Linked DNA regions of Mus musculus: all the other regions are linked to region 2. A link is a loop called in an ENCODE intact Hi-C map of the cell type or tissue named here. Cell type or tissue: left cerebral cortex. All regions are shown on one strand. Region 1 overlaps Dnm3 (dynamin 3). Region 2 overlaps Dnm3 (dynamin 3). Region 3 overlaps Dnm3 (dynamin 3).

Region 1 (8,000 bases), 150 kb after region 2:
CTCTCAGATCAAAGTCCCTGGGTACTGAAGGAAGGGTGTGACTGAAGGGGAGTCATCAATAACTTAGGTGACACACAATGCCTAAATGATGGATTTATAAAATCAACAAATAACAAAAATAACAAAAATCTTCTTTTTAATCTGGAATTAATTCAAATCTGATGTCATTGTATGCTTTTCTCATGTGAAACAGGAAATCAGGGAAGCAAATAAAAGGATAGAAGAAGTTATGTGTGTTTTATAAACAATGGGAACTGCAGCTGTGGGGTTCCATTGTTAAGTACTTGCCATCCAACAATCAGGTCTCAACTCAATCCCAGTGCCTAAGAAGTTAGGTGTGCTGGTGTGTGCCTATCATCCTGGCATGGGGAGCAGGCAGGGATGGGGGAGAGGTCCTTCTTAGACTGTCTTCTCAATATCTCATCTTGGCCCTGTGTCAGAAGCTGAACCACAACAGGCCTCCAACAGGAGGACCCCTCCTTCGCTTAAGGTAACCTATGAACCATGAACCAGCAACCTATGTGGGATTAGCTTACTCTACATGGGCTCAAGAAATGTGTATTAAAAATGTATATCATAATTCTAGACCATATCACTATAGGCTGAGGATGCATGTTTCCCCTGAGATCTGTGTGTTAAAATCCAGCATACTTGATGTCACAACATTATGATGTAGGGCCTTTGGCAAGAAACTAGATTGTAAGGGTGAGACTTTCAGGAACGAGATTCAGGTCTCATGGGAAGAGATGAGAGAGTTTGCCTGTCCTCCTTCGACCACGTACAGACACTGTGAGAGTTGAATGGTATACAAACTGGAAGACGTCCCTCACCCGGCCAGGTCAAGCTGGAGAGCTCTTGTGATTTTATCCTCCAGAACCATGAGAGACAGATTTCGTTGCTGATAAGCTACACTGTCTGTGCAGATTTGTTATCTAAAGCCTAAAAATACTAAAATACAAAGTAAGAGAACAACGCTACTCTTGATGATGGGAAATTCCGTTTCTAGCTCACTCCAGGCCATATTCTTGCCCCGTCACTCCAGTCTCCTGACCACACTGCCTGCAACGGCCAAATGAAAAACCCCAGCTCCCCTAAGACCATCTCTCTGCACCTAGCCATCCTCTGCTTCACTCCTGCTACTCTTCCTTCCTCAACGCTGCATTATTGTCTTCTACCCTTCAGGCCCACTGCACAAGTTCTTCATATGCATGTACCTATGTGCTTGTATGCTTACACACACACACACACATACACACACACTCACACAAACACATGCACATTCACACATACACACACACACTCATACACACTCACTCACACACACACACACTCACACATATTCACATACACACACACACACTCACACACATACTCACACACTTATACACACACTCACTCACACACACATTCACACACACTCTCACCCACCCACACATTCACACACTCACATACACACATACTCACACACACTCTATCTCACACAAACACAAATATAGGCATATAACACACTGTGATTGAAATTATTTATTTCATAGGAATGGTTCCATTGAAAAATAATCACCCTTCTTACTCTTTCCCAATTTCTCTCCACAACCCCAAATTATTCTGCCAGTTCTCCATTGCTTATGAGCATCTTAAATAAGCAAGACCCACCCCCCAGGTACAGAACAAACAGAGACTTGTTCACCTACTCAAAGATAAGTAGGATGCTCAGTTCTTATTGGAAACAGTACAGAAAGGTTTTCATTATTATTATTATCATCATCTTTACTAAAATCTCTCTAGCAATATAGAAAATTAGCACTAAGCTAAAAGCCAAGATTTTCTTTTTCTGACTTCTCACTCTCTCCTTTCTTTTGATGATGAAATACTACTTTGCTAGCCATTTGAAATGCTCATTTTCTTTGGGTAGCTTGAAGACAGGAAAAAATGTGGGTCACTTGCCTGATCCCATGTATGTTTTTGATTGCGTAGCTTATTTCTCTTCTCAGTTCTTTCTCATTGAACTCCATCTGCAGATGCAAAGCAAGCTACGGTTATGACACTTAATTCTTTTCGATAATATTATTGAATGGTATAGAATGAGGATAACCTTACTGTTATTAATAAATGGATACTCATGTCCTTTGTAAACTAAACCCAGATGGTCAAAACATCTGTTTATATGGAGTTCAAGGCCACATGGAACACTGGGGATTTCTGGAAGTTCCAGAGGATCAGTGTGTGTGTGTGTGTGTGTGTGTGTGTGTGTGTGTGTGTGTGTTAACTCTGTTACATATGGGGAGTGCTGTGCATAAGGAATATCTCCTGGACATAAACCCAGCCACTCATTTGAAACACAGAATTATTTTTTGCTGAATGTACTAAAGTGGAGGCCACAGGAGAATGCATAAATGAGAGTATTTTCTGATGGGTGGCCACAACACAGCTGTCTTTTCTTTCTGACCATTTTAAGCACCTGACCATAAGACCTCTTTATAAGAGGAAATTAATAATACCTTATGAAGCCAACACAGGATGCATTGCTATATAAATATTTCCCAGACGTCCTAGGCACTACAAATCTACTTGGAAGTAGGATCAAAGTGCCATAGAACTTAGTCCCGAAAGGCACATCCAAAGAGCACCGGATTCAGTTTGACAGGGATGCAGCCGTTCCAGCCTCGCTCGCTGTCCATTTCCTCCTTTATGCTCTCTGCATCTCAGAGTAACAGCTTGCCCTAAGCTTCTATCGTATCCTGTGGCTTCAGGGTTCAGAGTCTTTGTCATCCCTTCCTTTGTGTGGTCAACATTTGTGCTCCCTTTCCCACCTCTTCCTGCTTATCTGACTATCCTTCCAAACTCAGCTCAGACGGCTGGCTCCCTCGCATCCTTGGGCTGGGATTCATGTCTGTGGGCAGTGTTTCCATGGCGCCCTATGCTAAAGTTTGTCACTTTGCTTAGCACATTTTAATAAAATGATCTATTTATCCACCTTCTTCCCACACCAATACATAAACATTCGCCTCCTCATATTGAAAAAGTGGCACAGTCCCTAAGCTACTCAGCTGCTGTACTGAGCAACCCCCCCACCCCCACCAAACGCAAACAGCTCTCGATCCTTCCTACCCACTGATACTTTCCATCAGTTTCCCCATCTGATGGGCACCATCATTCACTCAATGGCAAAAGACAAACCTTGGGGAGGGATTTTCAACCTCTGGTTTCTGTCTCTTGAATCAATCCCAGCCTGTCAACTTTACCCCTAAACTCCCACAGTCCTCCGTTTCCCTCCATTCTTTCTCCTTACATCATTTTGACTGAGAATGTACATTTCAGAGCTTCCTCCTTGCACAAGATCCCTTCCAAGACCATGTGCCCAACCATGTGTTTGTAATTTTGCTTTCTTTGTCTCTAAGGGACTCCTGCGATTGCAGAAGCTTCAGGCAGAAAATGTGGTCCATCCATCTCTGGTTGGGCCCCTCCCCTTCTTTACCACATCTACTGCTTGCCCCTTGGTGATCCAGCAGGCACAGTTCTCTTTGGAGATGATCAGCCCAACTAGATAACAAACCCCTGTGTAAAGTCCTCCTGTTGCTTTCCATTGTAAATGGTGAACAACTGCAGCCAGGAAAGTCCTGGATGCACAGCTTCATCCCTAAGCGAGCCTCTTCCCAGGACTTTTCATAACACTGATGTCTTTGTGCCAGGCTGGTCATGGATAATAATGCCCTTCGTCACCCAGAGGGAGCCTATCTAAATATCCCATGGAAAGAAATCTGTATCATGTCACCATAATAACACTTGAATTTTTCTTATGTTATCTACTTTTTTCATTGTCCTTACTAGATAAATTCAACCCCTTTCTTTCTTGGTCACTGAGACTTTGGTCCATAGGGGAGTCTCAGAAATATTTTAAATTAGACAATGGATAGATATCATGGAAAACTGAAGTATTGTTTCTTGAAGTATTCTCTATGAACTCACTGAAATCAGAAAGAATATTTCAAGGACAAAGGATTCGATTCCAAGGACTCTGTTGGTCCTGTGATAGATCACAGTACAGCGAGAGAGCTGCAAGGGAGATCAGGGAATGCGGTGGGACAAAGGGAGAAAAGAACATTAGTTACAAACCTTCACTATCTCAAAAGGAAAGCGTTCGTGGAAAATGCGGTTGATCTTAGCACCGCCAGAGAGCTCTAAGGTGTCTACTTGATCTCCTGACCCTTCGATTCTCTTCTCAAAGTCCACAGCAAACTGTTGGACCATCCTAGAATTGAGAGAGAGAGATAAACCCGGGTTAAAATTAGTTAACATCACAGGGCTCTCCTGTCCCTGATTTTACTAAGGGTGTAGCTTAGACTCCTTTCCTGGTGTTCTTAGTGACACCTACTGGTTGAGTTGGCACTGCACATCATTCAGCTGTGACAAGGAACAGGAGATTTATTTTACACATTTTAACTAGAGTAAATATTTTAAATATCGTTCTCTTTAAATGGGTGGTATCCATTTGTGGTTATAACCTGAAATGGTATTTAAGGAACACTTGGATTTTAAAAGTTATGTAATAAATCTTAAGTAGAATAGTCAAGTGAGCCTCCACTCTGGTGATGTCACGCCTGCCCACTCCCAGCTACTGCCACTGAAAAACCCACACACAAGCACAGCTGCACACCTACACACACATCTACTCACCCAACCATCCCCCCCCCACACACACACAGGGCAGACGCCTTTTCTCCCTCAGTCTGTCCTCCTCATCCTACAACTGTGTGCTCTGAGGGTGGCCAGAGCTTTGAAAGTCATCAAGACACAGTCTCCCCCACCTTCAGATGCCACAATTCATAGGAGATCCTGGCCTGCATATTCAATCACGTGCAGGACATATATTTTCTTTTAGCTGTCTCAGATCAAAACACCTAAAACGTGAACTGCTTAAACTGCTTTCCTTCTGGGTCTGGAGTCTGTTGATTCCCCTATCTTGGCACAGCCATTGGCAACCCCTTCTTGGATTACCAAGGTACCTGTAGGTTTCCATCCTGATCCTAGGATTCTGCCCAGGTCAGACCCTACACCGTCACAGCCACACAAACCTGGCTGGTTTGCTTTTCGGTGCTTTCCCGCAGTTTGAGTTAACCCATTATGTAGGATTCTTTGTGCTGTGACCTTGGCTGTTCTTGAGGCTGATCTCTTGCTCAGCAACATGCACCATCTGATCCAAACACAAAGAATCTACTGCCCAGTCCCCACACGTACCATGTCTCTGTATTTGTGTACGTGCTTTGAGGATTTACAGCACCATTGACTCCACTCCTTGCCTGGCTAATCTCCTTCTGTTCTCAAGAACCAGCTCCAGTACTAATTCTTCTGAGAAACCCATGATGCTCGGTGGTCCTCAGCCCCCACCAGCATCTACCACTGCCCAGATGAAGGGATCTTCTGCTCCTTCAGCCTCTTTCTAACAAAATATTTATCAGACCACATCACCACTGCTTGCTTCGATGCCAGCAGCTTCCTGGAAGGCAAGGGCATGCACCATATGGGCAACATATAAGAAATGCTTAATAAATATTTGTCCTGTGAATCAATTAACTATCTGAAACCATCTGGTGAAAATAAAAGAGAATAAAAAATGTATTCCTGTTTGTGATGATTACTTGGTTTAAGCAATTCTAATTCTGACATCCTAGAAATACTACTTTCAAATTCAAAATCGAAGCGAAAAATATTTTCAGATCTTCTGAAACCTGTATATTTTTACTGCCAAAATTTGATTGGATACAGTGGGTTACAGTAATTACAAATTATTTAGCCATGCTCGTGTCTGCTGTTTTTAATGGTTTTTGTCAAGTACCTGAAAAGTGGTGGTATATGCATTAAAACACTAGAAATTTTTACAAACTTCATCTCTGTCAATTCTTTCCCATCCACCTCCCACTTAGTGGTATTGGAATAAGCCTTCCCTGAGTCCACTCTATTCTCTTCCCATCCTCCTTAAACCTAACACACACCCCTTGTACTTCAGGGTCTTGAGCATTACCTCCATCTGGGAATTGATACCTCTCTTCATATGCACCTGACTCCTCCTCTGGGCTCCAACATTCTCTACTTATGATAAACAGCATTTATCAGCGTCTAACACAATTCATCATTTATATGCTTGTCTTGATGATCTTATCCTTAAGTGCAAAGTGTCACTTTCATTGTTGGCTTCATGGTGAGTAATGCATAGCCAGAGTCTGAGTACGGTGCATGAAAGGATGGCAGGAAAGGGGAATGAGGAAATGTATCAGGAAAGACAGGAGCCCACGCAAAAAGAAGATGAACCAACAGGCTAGTCAATGATCTGATTGAATATTCTACAGTCAAGACCCATGACATGACAGAGGCAAGGACCATCCTAGCATCCTAGTTTCAGATAGTTAGAGATACTGATGTATGACCTCAATATAAATACATTTCTTTTCTATATAACTTGAAGAATTTTTATGAGTTTAACCAAAGGCTAGGAGAAACAAACAAACTTGGAAATCATTCTACTCTTTAAAAAAAAATCATCTTTGCCATGGTATTATTTTAAGTGAAAGACAACATGATACAACTAAGATGCCACTGAAACTTTCTGAATATTTGGAAATCTCTTTTAAAAAAAAACTGAAAAACCACCAGTTCAGTACTGTTGTGACTTCTGACCAAAGCAAGAACCATGAACGTACTTCGATGCATCCTTGCACATTTGAAGGAAGATTATATTCCCCACTCTTTCCAAAGAGCAGTAACAGTAGGGTACTGCTAGGTCTACGCCCATCTGAATAGACAATGAACTTCACGTTGTAGGAGGACACTACAGAAGTCATCAGGTTGACTAAGTAGCCCAGGTTTACAAAAAGAAAGATGTCACATTGCACTGAATGGGTACAGCAGAAAAGTGCTAATGGCATCACTGTCCACGCAGGTGCTCATCCCAGGAGGTTGTTATCACCAGGCGAAAGCTGGACTACAGTGGGAAAAAGTTCCTAGAACAGGAATCCAAATCTCGCCAAGTAGGGAAGAAATAAGACAAATATAAGGAAGAAACTACTGGCAAGAGTAGTGGATCAGAGGGCCTTGTGCACACAGATAAGGACTGGAAAAGCCAGGAAAGTTAAACATGAAGGCTTGTCTCTTCAAAGGAAGGAGATGCTTGCCATTCCACACAGAATTCTGGGAAGGGATTTAGTTTATGGCCTGGTGATCTTTTGCTATCTGTAGGGCCAGGCTTCACCCAAATATTATGTCTGTTCATCCCAGACTTCCCACCACCCCTAAATCTTGAGCATTTCTTCTCAGTTCATAAAAGCTATCCTTATGAGAGATGTCACTTATAGTTCCCAACAACTCTATAGCCTGCATAACTTCTGTTATCTTAGGGCCAGGCTAATCCTGACTCCCACTGGCATTCTGTTTACCTCAGTCATTCTCCCCAGACCCTCATCCTTATCTTGAGCAGTGTTCCTGACTCAACAGAAATTGTCTTTATGGAAAAGGCCATATATATATATTTATATGTGTGTGTGTGTGTGTGTGTATATATATGTGTGTGTATGTATATATATGTGTGTGTGTGTATAGTCATATATATATATATATACATATATATATGAATATGAAAAGAGTTTCCATACAAACATGTCTTAAGCATGTGGGACTCAGCTCATTGTCATGAGGAAATTTTTTTCCAAATTTGTGCTGTGCTTAAATATGACTAAAATAAACCAGTGTCACACTCCAGAAATTTGGCCCAATACCACTAAATAAATCAGAGTGGACCGAGTTGAATTCTTGTCTCCCTCACTGCCAGCCATGAAGCTTGCAGGCACACACACAGTGAAGACACAGGAAGAAAAGAATCTTACTTACCACAAAGTGGTTGAATGAAAAAATAAAGGAATTAAATTTTGCTTGGGGGTATAAGAAATAAAGTGCCACAAGGTCAACCAGGGAAATGGTTTAGTTGCTTAAAATGTTTCCACACAAGTAAG
Region 2 (8,000 bases):
ATTTCTAAGCCGTGAAGGAGATGGACAGCCAGAGAAGCCTGAAGTGTTAGCACTACTGTGGAGCCCCATCAGAGATAGAGATCAGACCTGCTAATTCCAAACTCCAGGTCTTTTGGTTAAGAAGATTTTTACTCTGTAGGTCAGAAACCTAACTGAACACTGCTTTTGCATTTACACTTTCTTACTGAATAAACATTTATGTAATAATAGGGCAAGCAGTTCCTGCAACAGCAAAGACCTTTCCTCTGCCTACTGCTAAGTTTCCGTTACATCTCCTTATGCCCATGAGGATGAAAATGAGGAAACAAAGGGGAATAGAAGGACCGAAAGGGGCACAGGGTGGATATGTGACATTATTACATCATCCAATAAACTTTCCAATAACCCTACACCTCAATGAATCTTAGTCCTTTTCAGTATAGTATAATGATAGTTACAACCTCCCACCAATTCTGAAGTAGATTAGACTATGTATCCAGAAAGAAAAAGTTTAGAGTCCGTGAGATGGCTCACTCAACAAGAGGGCCATCTGCTAAACCTAGTGACCTGAGTTCAATTCCCAGGACCCCCTTGGTGGAAGGAGAGAACTCCGCATAATCGTGTTGAGGCACGTGCGCACACATGTGCACGTAAACAGAATGTAAGAAACATATTGTAATAAAGTGTTTCGTTTTCTCCTCTGCCACTGCACAATATTATATTAATACATGAACAAAGCATTCACCGCTGTCCTCTTTGATGAGACGCCAGTGACTCTGCTGTGACTACTTTGTGCTTGCTGCTTTCATACAATAGCCCCGCTAGCCCCACGCATTCTCTCCCTGTCTCATTTGGTAATGCAGTCCCCATCTCTACCATTTGATCTTCCGTGAAAAGCACTGCTGTTTCTGAGGTCTACCCTCTTCCCATGTGCTTTTGTAAAGTGAGGCAGGGATGAAGTTTTCACGGAATATCAACTCGTCTGTCAACTGACTTGCTCAGCCACCTGTCACAGTTTCACTTTTCCTGTACTCTTAATCTGACCCTGACTCCAAGCGCTGGATGTTGAGTCCCCTTCAGAGCTTTTTTTTTTTTTTTTTTCTTCTTCTTCTCATTCTCTGTCTTTCTTCCTATTAACTTCTCATATGTGGTATTTAGTTGTAATGTATCTGGCCATGTCCCATTGCAATTGCTTTGCAGTATAGCTCCCACGCCATGATTTCTGACCTATCAAAGTGTGGTGTTTCAAGAAACCTTTCGTCTACTCAGCCTCAACAGATCAACCCTAGGGTTAAACCTATAATCTGGGTGTTTGAAGAGGCGGTGCAGCTGCTACAGCTGCTAAGATGAGTATAAAGCAAACAATGACCTCATCAGATTTGTGCGAGCCTTTAGAAGATTCAATCTGGATTAGGGCCCCCTAGAAGACCACCTGTGAGATTAGTTAGCCTGATGCTTTGGGACCCTGCTCCGATGAGTCATGCTACACTCAACCCATAGATTTTACTTGCAATCTAAAACAACAACCAAAAAAAGAGAGCTAACATTATACTGAACATCTGTAAAACCTTGCCTGCTCATGTGTATTTTCTCACGGTCTTCCTGGCTGAGAGTAGAGATTAAATATACATTTCCTATGTGAAAGTTCTCCTTTATTTTGCTCACAAAGGGAGTGAGGCAAACATCTCATCACCTTCTCGTTTTGAAGGCTGTTTTCGCTAACTGCATGGTAAAAAGTTTCATGGTCACTCCATATCTTTCTTCTCTTTCCACCTTCCTCTTGCCTTGGTTGGAGTCAGAGCTTTTCTAACAGGTCTAGAGCCAGGAAGAATCCTGGCTGCCCTGACTCAGCCTTGCCCGAGTTTTCCAGGGCCATCACCTGCACGCACGTCCGAGTGCAGACTTTCACTTAGCTGGGAATTAGCCGCTCCTCCCTTGTCTGCTCATAATTCTCGATGGGCGCTTATGGCTTGTGCACATTAGATTGTCACATGCAAGTTTATTTTCCACATTAGAACTCTGGAGGATTCTATTACATTGCCAGACACAGTGCCTAGCATATTATTCGAAACTCAAGTCAGATTGGCTAGTTGGTTTTTACAACTAAGTCATGCATGCATGTGATAACAGTTCAAAGAATTCTGAAGTGAGTACGATAAGAGGCTATTCCTTTATTCTGACATGCTCTACTTAAGAGAAAATTCTTTGTAATTTCTCTGGTCTTCTGGTCCACAACTCTATGTGGTATTTTTTTTAGCCTAATTATGTTAGACATAAGTGCAGAGCTCTCCTACTGAAGAGGAGGTTTCTTCAGCTTGTTCACAGCGTATCTTACAGGACCCCCTCTCCCAATAACTAACAGTTATAGAACTCCACAATTCTCTTTCTGAAATCTTGGAAATATGTATGCGTGTGAATTCAGAGCGTTTTCAGAATTGACCAAAGTGAGATTTGTGTGTTGTGTGCTACACATACAGGTAAGTGGTTTGCTGGTAAAACCTTGCCAAAAGTTGGCTTCTTTGGCTTCTTTCAGATCCACATGTGACATTACACTTAACGGAAATGCGGAGAGGGATTTTAAGTGACTCAGTGGCTCAGCCTCCATATCCTTACTATGGTTCTTTCAATGTTGCTGAAATAACAACACACGCTCACTTTCTCATTAAAAACATTCATTTCTCATCATCTAAACTCAAACTGCACAATGATTTAGTTTCTCTCAGTTCCATTGTTTAATTCTGACCAGACTCCACAGCTATTCTCTCCTCACTGTTTTTCATAAGAGGTCAGAGAAGTTTGCAATTAGCTCGTACACCTGTCTTTGTCTCTCTGTCTGTCTGTCTGTCTGAGACAGGGTTTCACTATGCAGCCCTGGCTGGCCTGGAACTCACTAAGTAGATCAGACTGGCCAGACCTCTGAGATCCACCTAATTTGCTGCCCGAATTCTGGGATTAAAGGTACAGACTTCCATACCCAGCTGTTTATTTTGAGACAGGGTTTCATTATGTAGGCCAGGCTGACCTTGAACTCATGATTTTCCTGGCTTGGCACCCCCACTGCTAGGATTACAGAGGTGGACCACTATGCCTGTTGCTATTATCTTTTCAGTTTTCTTCTGTACAGTTACTTACTGAAGTCCCTCCCTGTAAGGGAATGCTGCTGAGATCAAGTCCCTAGACAAGGCTTGGAAACTGGGGGTATTTTCAGAGCTCTCAAACACACAGGAGACATTTCAGTTAGTAGCTATAACAGTCCACAATTTCAGTAGGGATAAAAATACTCTGGAAACAGTCTGTAACCCATTATCTAGAAGTGTCAAAAATTACAAAATGTTATTTATTACAAAATTAGCTTGAGATAATTCAGGGCCATTCTCATGCAAAACATGATACAAAATACAAAGATCCACAGCCCATCCCTTTTTAAGATTTACTCACAATGACTCCTCCACCGACATCCTACACACGTCTTTACAGAGCTTGGCGGTTTCAGTCTTTTTCCCAAGGGAACGTAGACTATAAAGTTCAGTTGATAAACTAGGAGTAAAAATATGCAAGGAGACTGGAACAGCATCACTTACTAGAAAACAGAGTGACTTTTTCAGAAATAATTTTGGCCAGAAGAAACAAGAGTGGAGAATGAGAGCACATCAAGTAATTTTATACAAGGTACTGAGCAGAAGGCAGCAAAGTACAACAGAGTAAGTCCCAGAATCTACCGCGCAGCTCAGCCCTTCTCACTGGAAGCTTCGCTCCACTAGATCTCCATTCCCTTCTGTAAAATTGGGACTCTGAGGACTTTAAAGTATGTTAGAGGGTAAAGGACTACACATGAGTGCGTGGCCTTCCCAGCACACACAGGGTTCCCTGAACTACACTGGGTGCCTACACTGGGTGCCTTCAGTGTTTTTCAAGTATCACTATATAAGTCCTATTGCTATGAGCTGTAATTAGAATTAGGACATTATTTTTTGAAGAAATATTCAATTTCTATTGTATAAATAATTATAGATACATCAAGAGAAGGTTCTTGTAAAGCTTTGAATGATCCAGTGAAGAAAGTCAGAAATTACAGTTTGTTAATCATTAAAACAAGTTTTAATGTCTTTTGCAGAATTCACTGCTATAGTAGACATCAAAATATCTGTCTAAGTAATTATAAATATCTAGGGGGAATACTTTGCCTTATCATGACCTATCATACTATAAACAAAGGTCACAGGCATATTCCACAAATTCTTTAGGTTGTTGAAACTTAATATTAAAAGTTATCCTTGCATACATAATACATGTACATATATACACATATGTACAGATAAGCCTACATAAAATGTACCTGTCTTCCCACACTGCTTTCTTCTCCAAATTTACCCTTGACAAGCTTTGGCGATTATAGAAGCAAGAAGTGTGTTATATTTTCCCAAGGAGTAAATTCCATGTATTAGAAATAACCTTAGAAAGAATTCATCATGTTTCTCTGATTTACCATGTGTAGGAGAAACTGTGACCTTTTGGAGCTGGAGATGAACAAGTGGTTTTGGATTTCAGACATAATCCTGATAAATGGAAGCCCTTTGTCTGCTCATGGCATTAGACCCAGAACAAATGAGGGAGCTGGGGTTCTGATTTTGTTCTCTTTCCATAGGGAGATGGGGTTTCCAGAACTGGCCACCGGTTAATGTGGCTCATAGTCACTAAAGGGAGATGTCAAAGTGCATCCATTTTACACACATTCCTCTAAACATGTTAAGGGTAGGTTGTGGGTAGTGTACATGAATATTCTGTGGGAATCATCCCTTTAAATGAAGACTCCACTCTAGACCTTGACTTCCCGACAAAGTGGGAAATGATTTGGGAACGAGGTCAGAAACTCTCCATCTAACTTTATAAGCGAATTTCCTGATTTTCCTCACATTCTTTTATGGCTCTGTTTTTATTGATGGGGCGTTTGACAAGTAAGTCTTCAAGTTTGTGCTCCCACCAAGCCAAACCCCATCTGGCCCCCTTTCTTGAAAAAGGAAGTGTTAAATATAAATTACCAGTTGGCTTATCAGGGCTAGAGGCAAGGGTTCAGAAACACATTCAGCCAATGCTCTCAAAGGTTAGAAGTCAGCTGTGGGCTTCTTTAGCCAAGGGAGAGTCAGCTGGCTCGGCTCACAGGCAGTAATGGAGACTACCTCTTAGCTGCAGGAAGGGAAGATGGCTATGTCTTGGGCCCAACTGATGGGTATGGACAATTTAAAGGTTGGATTTCCAGTCTTACTCATCTTAAAATACCATTTCTGTTATTACTCTGTGCCATCTGCTTTTACTTAACCCATTCTTTAATCTTCCAAACTTTGTTTTGGTATAATTACTATCCTGAGTTTCAACTTTTGGATTGTTTCTTAATCAGAAACACACATATTTCATAGAGACAGGCAGGTGAAAGCAGTCCTGAGCTCACGCCTTCCTCTGAGTTCATGCATATTCCGGGACCGCATGTTTCCCAGGAACTATACCTTCAGTTGTCTGTGCATGAGAACCCTGGGCTAGATGCATATGCTACTTAAAACCAAGAATTTAAATCGGAGCTACAGTGAGCAGGTGCCAGGCATAGAATTACACAGAACACCATTATTTCATGTGTCCTAAAGGGCAAATGATTCGAACTTTCTCTTCACAACTACAGTAGATCCATGTCATGCCTGATTGACTGGACAATAACTATCACTAAAAAAGTCCACATATATTAGCCAATATTATTGTTAGAACCACTCTAAAATGTTCTATTAAAACACGTACCAGTTATCTTCAGTTTTAGATGTATGTCCTTGATATTGGTATCTGTGGCTACAGTTGAAACTTCTAAATGTATTGTTTAAGAAATTGGCAGCTGTTTCTTAGCTCATCTCAAGAAAGGCAAACCTTTGCTAGATCATGGTCAGTTACTCAGGCAACTCATGCCAAAGATCTCCGTTTGGCCTTTTGTCTTTTGTATACTTCTATGTGAGAGAGACAGAGTCTTCTTAGATTATAGCATTAGTGAAGCAGCTAGGAAAACATTCTTTTTAATTTAATTTACTTCCATACTTAATTTTTCCCTATAGGGATTCTATCAGGTTACCATGAAATTCTAAAATGTGTTTCTAAAGCATTTAGATATAAATTTTAAAATCTAATGAAATTTAGGGGAAAACAATCTTTGCGCTATCTCTAACGTAGAATCATTCCCAGGATGCAATGCAGTGAGCATGCACCAGCTTTTGCTTTTGAATCGTTTTTCATAGTTCCATAGCGTCAAGGAAGAACTACGCAGCCAAAACAAACTTGTCACTTAAGGGGACAGGTTAAATTACCTTTACAGTAGAAAACTCTGTGCATGTCAAACCATGAAGGGACAGAGTTGCTTATGTAATGAGTTCTGTTTAATTAAATGTGCTTGGAAAACCTACAGGTGTTAAACTTCTTTGGTGCCACATGCTCTCCTAAACAATGGCCTTTAACTGTTACTTTGTACTGCTTTGTCAAAGCATCTGGGATCACACAGCCTCCAGGATTTGCACAAGCTGAATGTCCTCATATATCACATATTGGAACGACGACTAGGGCAAGGCCAGAAGCACATAATTACACTCCCCCTGAGCTCATTATGTAACCAGGCTGATCTCGAACTCAGAATGCTGTGATTCCAGGCCAGTGCCCCTACACCTGACCTGCCTTTAAACAATGCCCTTTGATTGACTGCTGTGGTTTCTACAGAACAATAGCTCCGGAAGCAGGGTTTAGCAAAGGCTGGTCTGTCTGTGCTTTCTAGCTCCACTGGCCTAACACTTTACGTGGTTTGTGTGCAGAGCTTCTCTCTAAAAGCAGACCCTTGCCTTGCCTTGCCTTGCTGGTGGCTTTCTTGTATTTGGGGGACACAAAGGAAGTGGAAAGGACAGTGGGTAGAGAACATACAAGGTCATACTCGGCCAGCTGCAAAGCCTGCTGGGAACTCAGATTCTCTTCCTCTACACAGCTCTTTGGCCCTGGAAAACTTAGCTTGCCTCACTGCTCCTTGATCTCCTCATCTAGGACAGAGTTAATGACAGGCTCTAGGATTTCTAAGGCTTGTTCCAAGGCTGGGGTGTCTCACTTTCAGACGGCAGCATGAGTGTACGTGCTGGGGACAGGCAAGCGTGAAGGAGGTTAAGGGAGGGTTCTCTTTCCACCGTTCTGACTAGGAGGCTGCACGCTTTCTCTTTCTTCTTTCTGGTCTGGAATCCATCCCATGTTGACCATGGACTTTGTGAACATCTGTACTAATAAAAGAAAATCAGCTTGCAGCGTTAAAGGAACTACTTCTAAAACCAGTATACAAAGACACCATTGCCTCCTTTCTAGACCCTTTGGGCAACACAAAACAAGAGGCTTGGTGTCCTTAAATAGCATCCTTTACCTTGTCCCATGGCAACCTGCATGGCATTCACTCCCACACACATAAGCTATGGACCACTTGGGAAATGGGGTGCTCACAAAGGGCCACATCACTTCGGTGAGGCTCCCAGTTCTAGGATGAGGGACAGCTTCTCTCTTCTGCAGAGCGAAGATAGAAAAGTCTTCATTTCCCATCACATGAAGTGTGTCCAGTGATCACACATCAACAGGAGACACACACCAGCTTTATTGAGGAACTTCGGAATTCCTGACCACTGGCTCATCTGACTGTGCAGGAAGGAATCTCCCAGTAGCAGTGGCTGGCCTGGACGTGCCGTCTAGCTGAGATGGCACTGATACCAGGCACCGAGTGGCTTGCCAGCTTCCAGAAAGGATATGGAAACTGCTAGGGAAGGGAGAATTTGAGAATCGCATAATTGATAGCCCTTACTTTGCTACTTGACCACTCTTTCTTCAATGCATTTACCCTCGCTAGCTCACCAGGAATTCCTGGGGTGGCCCTGCTACATTTATGTGCATTGGATATGTCACTGCCCACTAGCTATAGGCTCAGTCCTATAATGCCAACAATGAATGGGTCCAGTAAGGAACAACTTGATCTT
Region 3 (8,000 bases), 140 kb after region 2:
GAAACCCAGTGTCCTGGATAGATTATTGTCAACTGGACAAATGCTGAAGTTATTTGGGAAAAAGAGCTCCTAATAAAGAAAATACCTCTGAAAGATTTGCCTGTAGGCAAGTCAGTAGTGCATTTTTTTAAAATTAATGATTGATGTGAGTGGGCCTAGCCCATTGTGGGCAGGGCCTCTCATGGGCAGGTAGTTTGGGGGTATATAAGAAAGCAAGCTAATCCAGCCATGGGGAGCAAGCCAGTAAGCAGTACGCCGCCATGGTTTTGTCCCAATACCTGTCTCCAGGATCCTACCTTGATTGAGTTCCTGCCCTGACTTCCTTCAGTTATGCCCTGTGATGTAAAAGTGTAAACTGAACCAAACTCTTTCCTCAACAAGTTGCTTTTGGTCATGGTGTTTTATCGCAGCAAAAGAAACCCCAAGACACCAGGCAAATGCATGGAGGTATGTCAGGACTTTTTGGCTACTGAAAAAAAAAAAAATCAGAAAAGAAACAGCGGCTTTGACAGAGGCAGCAATATGAGGAAATAGAAAAAGAAAGACAGGCCAATGGCTATTCCAAGTAAATGGTGAATTTCAACGCTAAGAAAACACGTACACCTTAACAGTAACAAAATAGCACAATACAAGGAGGCAAGAACAAGATTCAAGTAGCAAACATGTAGTAGTCCTTGGGGGGAGGTAAACATTAAACTGCTTTAGTGATGCTGCTGAGGAAAAGAGAAGATACTATGCTGTCAAGTTGCTGTTATTTTTGTAAGACAACAGGTGAAGTTAGACTGAGCCCTGTGTGGTTTAGCTGAGAGTCAGTGAAGGAAGACTCCCTGAGGAAAATGTTGGAAATGTTTATCAAGAACCTCAAAGCATACACAATGTCTCCTGTCTCTGTCTCTCTGCCTCTCTGTCTCTTTGTCTCTCTGTCTCTGTCTCTCTGTCTCTCTGTCTCTCTCTCTCTCTCACACACACACACACACACACACACACACACACATTTCAACATAACAACTTCCCAGGATCCTAAGATAAAAATCACAAAGACTTTTATTACACGATTATTCAGAATGACAAAATTAGATAAACGGGAACTTAATACCTAAGTATCCAATGATATTAAACAAATCAAAGGAGAACCAGTTATAAGTGGCTGTTACAAATTATGTTTTTAACTAATGTATTTATTTGACTTTATTTATGTGTATGTATGGCCTATGTGACTGACTATACGTGCTTGTGCATGGATGGGCATGTTCACAACTGAGTGTGCCTGGAGACTGGACTAGAGTTTTGGTGCCTTTTCAATAACTCTCTTCCCATTTCTTTGAAGCAAACTCACTCTTATTCAGGGCTTATTCATGGCTAGACTGGAAGCTGGCGAGATGCAGCAAGCCTCTACAGTTCTCAGAGCTGGGCTTTCAAATGTTTGCAAGTCTACTGTCTGTGAACACAGAAAGCTGAGCAAACATGATACAATATTAACAGTAGTGACTCTTTTAACTATATATACATTTACTCCTCGGCAGAGGATTCTATAGTAGAGTATTTTTATACAACTATCAAAAAATACAGAATGTCAACTATTTCCATAACCTAGAAAGGGAAAAGCACTTGCTGTACAAGCGTGGAGACCAAGTCTGATGTCTCAGAAACGTGTAAGGAAATCCGTGTATGGCCACACATGTCTGTTATCTCTTTCCTGGGAAAGCTGAGAAAGGAGGGGCTCTGGGGCTCACTGGCCAGCAAGGGCACACTACATGACTCAAAAAGTAAGGTGGGCAATATCTGAGGCTGTCCTCTGATCTCTCCACAAATACATACCATATATACATGAACAGCGAGAGAGACAGAGAGAGAGACAGAGAAGTATTAATTCACTCTTTTCTTTTCTCTTCTTTTCTTTTTTTGTTTTGTTTTGTTTTGTGTTTGTTTGTTTGTTTTTTGTTTGTTTGTTTCAAGACAAGGTTACTCTGTGTAGCCCTGGCTGTCCTGGAACTCACTCTGTAGACCAGGCTGGCCTCGAAATCCGCCTGCCTCTGCCTCCTAAGTGCTGGGATTAAAGGCGTGTGCCACCATGCCCGGCTAATTCATTCTTATCTGAATCTTGAGATGTACATTCTTTCGAAATCTTACTTCATGGATCATTGGCAAGATACAAATAAATTTCCCATTTCAGAAACGTTCTACCAGAGAGTCTACCAGCCAGATAACCCTCGGACACTTTGAGAATGCCGCAGAGTATCTTTTATGAGACTTATAATTAAAGAAAAAGAAGCCATCAGTTTGAGAGGGAATGAAGGAGAGTGGTGGAGACTGAGGAGAGAAGAAAGAGAAGGGTCTTGTGTTCATGTGCATATGTATATCTGTGCATGAATGCATGTGTGCATGTATGTAATTTGTGCTTTCTAAGCTTGCTACCCACCGAGCTCAATTTTATCATGAAAGCAGCTTGTAGTTTTGTACCAACAACTGACACAAAAGCACATATACTAAATTATAAGGAAACAAAATAAAAAAACTAAAAAGAAAAAAAAAAAGCCCTGACTTCACATGGGGATGGGGAAGGATGGAGGACTAGAGACAACACCAGGCAACACTAGCCTTGAAAATCACTGAAAGGCATCAATGAAATAATCATATTAGCTATGTGCTTGATCTGCAAAGGATTCTGAGGGTGTAATATGCCAAAATGTTGAATTTCCATTGTGGGTTTACACATGTGGTGCTCAGTTTTTATGATGCACACAGGAGAGGGGGCATCAAAGTCCTCTGACATTCAGAATGATTTCTGATTGGGTTCTGACTCCTTGGCTCATCAGCTCATTCAGTAGGAATTGCTGGGTGTTTGTGCGGCCCTCACTTCCCGCTCTCAAACATACTCTGTCCTGATTGCCAGCTCTTTGTCCGCCTCACTGCCATATCTCTTGTTTAAGGTGCAATTACAATTTCTACAGTCATTTAAATCATTATGACTCTCAAGTTGTTCAATTAAAAGCTTACATTGCAAAGAATTCTAATCATGTCTGCCTAAGTAATGTTGATCTAAAAAGCACTATATTTAGACCTTATATTCCCCATTAATTACTTATATTCTATAAATTATTCATAAGGAATCAGGGAAGGAAGAAATGGTATATTTCTTGATTTATATCATATCAGTCACTCACTAGGCAACTGCTATCCACTGGCCCTGTGTTCCCTATGTGTCAGAGCACCTGATATTGAATCTTACCATCTGGAGTAGCTGGTTCACTACATAATTACATAGTCACACAAGGGAAATGTTCTCAAAAAGCAAAGAGAAAACACACAAAAACCAATAGTTAAACCTTCCCTAAGTTTGCCTCCCAATTTAATGCCCTCATAATGAGGCTGAAACTTCTAATCACACTGTACATTGATTAAATGGCAAATTACTTCTTGCTTAAATCACTTGACACTCTTAAATAATAAAGATTCAATAAAGAAATAACACAACTTATCTTTTTCTTAGAATCCAACTCTTGAATGTTTGGCTCTGAGAAAATTTTAATTTGAGAAAAATTTTGAGAGAAAGTGCCATTATAATGAAAAGGTACAAAACTACATCTTAATTATGCCCAATAGTTTAAGTGTTATTTAGGTTTGTGTATAATTATTTGGGGGAACTTCTATATAAAAATTTTAGTATGAACCACATTTTTCTCTGGAGGTAAAAGAAACACTTGAAAGGTATTTCTATCCAATAAAACAAAAATTACACACTTATAAAACCTACTAAACATTAATTGATTGGATCACAGGAGGCAGGCTGTTCAGTTTCTCCTGGGTTATGCATAAGCCAGCCAAGGATTCTAAGGCCTTAAGAATAACTCGTCTGCTGCCTTAAGCAAAAACTCAGCTTGTTGGGTAATGACCACCATTCCTGAACCTGTACCGGGATCACAGAGAAAACCAGCCAGAACCAGAACAGTCCCTTGTGTCTATTAGACCTGACTTTGTGAGTCTTGCTGACTAGAGAGGTTTTATTTTTAATCTAAAAGCTATAAACCTTCAGACACTGGGCACATTATAAATTAACCATCAGTTACGATTGCATTGCTCATGAGAACATTTAAAATCTACTTCATTTTCTATGAATTAAGTGAGTCACCCTCAAAGGTCCCTAGCAACCCTTTACGCGTGTGTGGTATCTTGCTCGGCTTATTCAAGAGATGAGAAAGAAAGTGTTGTGCAGAGAGAGGAGCTGTGTTCACCCACGTTCTCAAAGGATTGGAAGTGAGGAGCAATTCCAGTCCAGAGCTGTCGGGAAATGGTGAGGCTCCTCCTCGTGGCACAGAAGTACTTTCTGTTTTACAAATGGAGCCAGCTCCTGGCTAACTTGGATAGAGTAAGTTCCGAGCCAAGCGAGAAGTGTGTCAGCTGCTCTCCTCCAAGTGGGCAAATTCCAAATCTCAAATTCTAAACCTCAAATACTTTCTGCGACTGGGGGGAGAAATGATGAGGCACATGATGGAAAAACTTTTAAACAGAGAAATTAAGAGAACTTTCGTGTTACCCGGCAAATGCTAAGGAATTGAAATTTCAGGGGCCAACCTCAGATGGAAGAAAGCCGAAAGGCTGTCGGTAAAGGCGCGCTTGGTCTCATAAGGAATGCAGAAGACACCCAAACAGGCCAGAGTGCGTTGACACTGTGTCAAAACAGTACCTGAAGGTCTTAATCGGGTTTTCTTCTCCTCTGTCATCCTGGGTTTATGTTTGGTAGACACGTTAATGAGCATTTAAGTAGGAAAGGAGGAAAAACAGAAGATAGGAGGAAGAGCTAAGCATGGGCCTAGATTTCCTACAGCATCCAATAAAAGCTTCAAACAGTACTCAGCGGGAGGCAGAGAAATGGAGACTCAAGTCTTTTACCAGAGCAGACATAGGTCGCACTCAACCTACTCCATGTTTTGTGGCTTTTTCCTTCTGCCCTACTTCTGCCATATGTTGACTGTCACTTGCTACATCAACAAGATGTGATTTCAATATCCTTCCATATATGCATTGGAAACTACTACTGGGGGAAAGCGACAGTATTGGGATTGGAAATAGAACTGAGCTCAATAAATCAAGCCCCCACCATCAGAGCTTATATTCTCAGGGTCCCTTCGTTGCCCAACAACAAGAGACATACGGGGTGTAATTCACACAGGCATGTATGCCACAAAGAAAAGGAGTGGGGTAACATGAAGACTGGGGGAGTCTCCTGAGTGTCTGGGGTTGGAGAGACTGTGAAATTATAGATAGAAAATCCAAGATACTCTGTTAATAAGGCAGGCCTTTGAACACAGACCTGAGGCAAGTAAAGGTTGGATCTTTGCAACTACCTCAAGGAACAGAAAGCAAAGTTTCCACTGACCTGTCTCTTCAGCATGCTACAGACACAAACACAGCAGTGAGGCTGCAGTGGGGAGGAGGGGAAGGAAGAGGTGAACTTAGAGATGGAAGGGGAGAAAGATCGTGTGTGGCACTGAAACCCCAGTCAGGACTTTAGAATTCCTTCTTTAGTTGATATGGACTCTGGGTCAGCTATTGACTGACCTAACATACCAAAGAACTGGACATTTCTTCAAACAGTACCTTTTAATGCAAAGTTCTTGCCTGGGTTTCTACTGGAAAGCTAAAGTAAGGTATCTTTTTTATGGCAAAGTTTTTATTCTAAGCAGTTGAGGGTAGTGGGATCAATTAATTGGCATGATAGCGATCCAAGAATGTGGTTTCCCAAGAGGTCAATAAATGACACAGTTGCTAAACTGTGGTCAAAAAACGAAGTTGTTCCTCCCTGTGCTTCCTGCAAAAGGCTTCAAGAGCTTTGAGACACTGCACCAGAGGAGAGGAGGTAAAAGAAGGCAGATGAAAACTGGTGCCCACCAGAAAACTTCCAAAGTTGAGCTATCCCTCAGAGAGAGGCCGAATGGCTCGGGAAGAGCTGTCTTGTAATCCTGTGCCCCAGAGACGACAGTGAGAAAGTATCTGAGGAAAAATGCAATCCCCAGAGCAGAAAAAAAAAATTTAGCTTTGCTCTGTGGTGTTTGTGCACACATAAACCCCATATGTTTTAAGCTAATGTGTGTTCATGTGCATAAGGGGAAAAAACATTAAAGGATTTTACACATGAAGCAATCAACATAAGGGATATAAATAAAAACAAGGCTTTTAAGTACGAAACTACAATGTAGCCAGAAAAACTACACATTCTATGTTGCCTGGAGCAGTCTTATTTTACTCTCCTAATTATGGTGAAAGTATTAATCACTCCCTTTAACTCTCAAGAATGTCCTGTACTGAAGGTTAAATTATATAGTCATTTTCTCAATGCCTTGTGCTCAAAGGGGCCAGATAATGAAGTGTTAGCATATGTAACATTAATTAGGATTCTTACCTTAAAAAAAAAAACTTTAATTTTAATTAGACTAGTTTTAAAATCAGAAGTTGATGGTAGACCTAAGGCCAAAAGTTTTGGGTACCAAAATAAGGCATAAAGAAAGACAGGTGTTTGAACAAACTGTGTCCAAATGTCATCATTTTCGAAGAAACTACAAAAACTCTCTTTCAAAATGAGGTGCATATTTCTTCAGCATCAAGGAAACTTAAGAACATGTACATTTAAACAAGTATTTCTACAATGTCTCTCCTAGGGAATTATAGTCCTAGCAGATGGCTCTAGGGTTTGAAAGATAAATGAACACAGCTCTTTGTTATAAACAAACTTACAATCAGCAAGAGGGGAGGGCTCACAGGAACAAATGAACACATACAAATTCCCACACCCCATCTCAGGCATGATGAGTAAAACAGACATAGGTTAGCAACTGGAGCGAGGAGAAAGGAGTAGGGAAAGGGGCCGGGAAAGGACTCACAGAGGCCCTCCAGGAAAGCAGTTAGGAAAAGATGAAGAGTGTGCTGAGTCTTTATAAATGATGAATGACTGAGAAAGACAAGAGAGGAAAGGGAGACATTCCAGACAAAGAGAACCCGTGTACAAATGCCAAAGGCAAGAAAAATCGTAGAGGGGAGTGAACAGTGGCCGTAACAAGCAGTTTGACGATAAACATAGCTGGGCAAAACTTGGAAATTAGATGGTGAAATGCAAACCTGAGAGATTTAAACTTTATGCTCGAGGCTCGAAAGTGCATTCCTTTTAATAAAACAGACAAAAATATATGTCTGAATTTAGAAAGGCTACTTTGATAACAGTGTAGAGGAGGGTGAATTTGAGGGTACTGAGCTTAGAGGTCAAAGGATCCGTAGTCTACCAGCAGAATCCTCAGAACTTATGCAAGGATATGACATAGTTGTAGTAAGTTGGGAGATAGTGTACTGGATTGAACCTCTAATGTTTGCCCATAGACTCTGTTGGAAACCATCGCTCCTTAGTTTGCACCACTAATTTGAAGGCTATGTAACTTTGAAGCAATGGGACCTGACTGGATGAATTGAGTGGTTCGATGCAGATCTCTCAAGGTTATGCGTGCCATGGGTTCTAGCCTCGGTCTCTGCTTCCTGGTTATGTAATCTCAACAGCTGCATCACAAGCCCAGAACCACGAACTTTCTTGGCCATGAAAAACTGGATCTTCTCTAAACCCGTGAGCTGAATGGAACCTTTTCTCATCAACCTGCTGATACAGATCCTTTCAGAAGGCTTGTTCTGGAGGTGGAGAATTGGGAATCACCCATGTTTTAAGGTTTAAAGTGTAATTTGAACGCTAGGAGATGTGATCTGCCAACTAAACCTACAACAACAAGAGGAAACAGCTTATGCACAGGCATGGTCGGATCCCAGGGTTTGCAGGATGGCCAAGGTGGACAGTCCCTGAGAACAAGGGAGGGAGCAGGCAATGATGGAAGAGGGCCTGTAGGAGAGAGACCTGACCACATCATGACAAGAGTGTCACTCAGGAATAAGAGGACCCATTAGTTATGGCAGTCAGGCCCCAGCTGACATTGGTCATGAGTATCTCCATAAAGTGTGGAGTGCGG

Evidence for each region. Hi-C counts contacts between places; a loop is a spot of excess contacts. Peaks named below come from ENCODE experiments on the same cell type or tissue, not always from the same donor. Only the 100,000 strongest peaks of a DNase experiment are listed, where the experiment ranks them.
Region 1: it touches region 2 in a loop (2.5-fold over the local background); 3 of 42 quality-filtered maps call a loop at or near these places.
Region 3: a loop joins it to region 2, with 2.1 times the contacts of the local background. A loop is called at or near these places in 3 of 42 quality-filtered maps.

Annotation. Positions count from the first base shown.
Region 1 is chr1:162,309,448-162,317,447 of GRCm38, forward strand. It overlaps Dnm3 (dynamin 3), which reads right to left. Exons shown (of 21, transcript NM_001038619.2): 8 at 4,114-4,249; 9 at 1,945-2,012. Among named protein-coding and RNA genes, the nearest start is that of Gm39688, 67 kb to the right of the region's middle. In left cerebral cortex, a CTCF peak has its summit at 4,387 (motif pointing left); DNase peaks (open chromatin) are centred at 2,901, 4,395, 4,582 and 5,185; H3K27ac peaks cover 238 bases.
Region 2 is chr1:162,155,767-162,163,766 of GRCm38, forward strand. All of the region lies in intron 14 of Dnm3 (dynamin 3), which reads right to left. Among named protein-coding and RNA genes, the nearest start is that of Dnm3os, 58 kb to the right of the region's middle. In left cerebral cortex, no CTCF peak of the experiment used is centred here; a DNase peak (open chromatin) is centred at 3,540.
Region 3 is chr1:162,295,847-162,303,846 of GRCm38, forward strand. All of the region lies in intron 10 of Dnm3 (dynamin 3), which reads right to left. Among named protein-coding and RNA genes, the nearest start is that of Mir214, 76 kb to the left of the region's middle. In left cerebral cortex, a CTCF peak has its summit at 4,286; a DNase peak (open chromatin) is centred at 4,307; H3K27ac peaks cover 1,272 bases.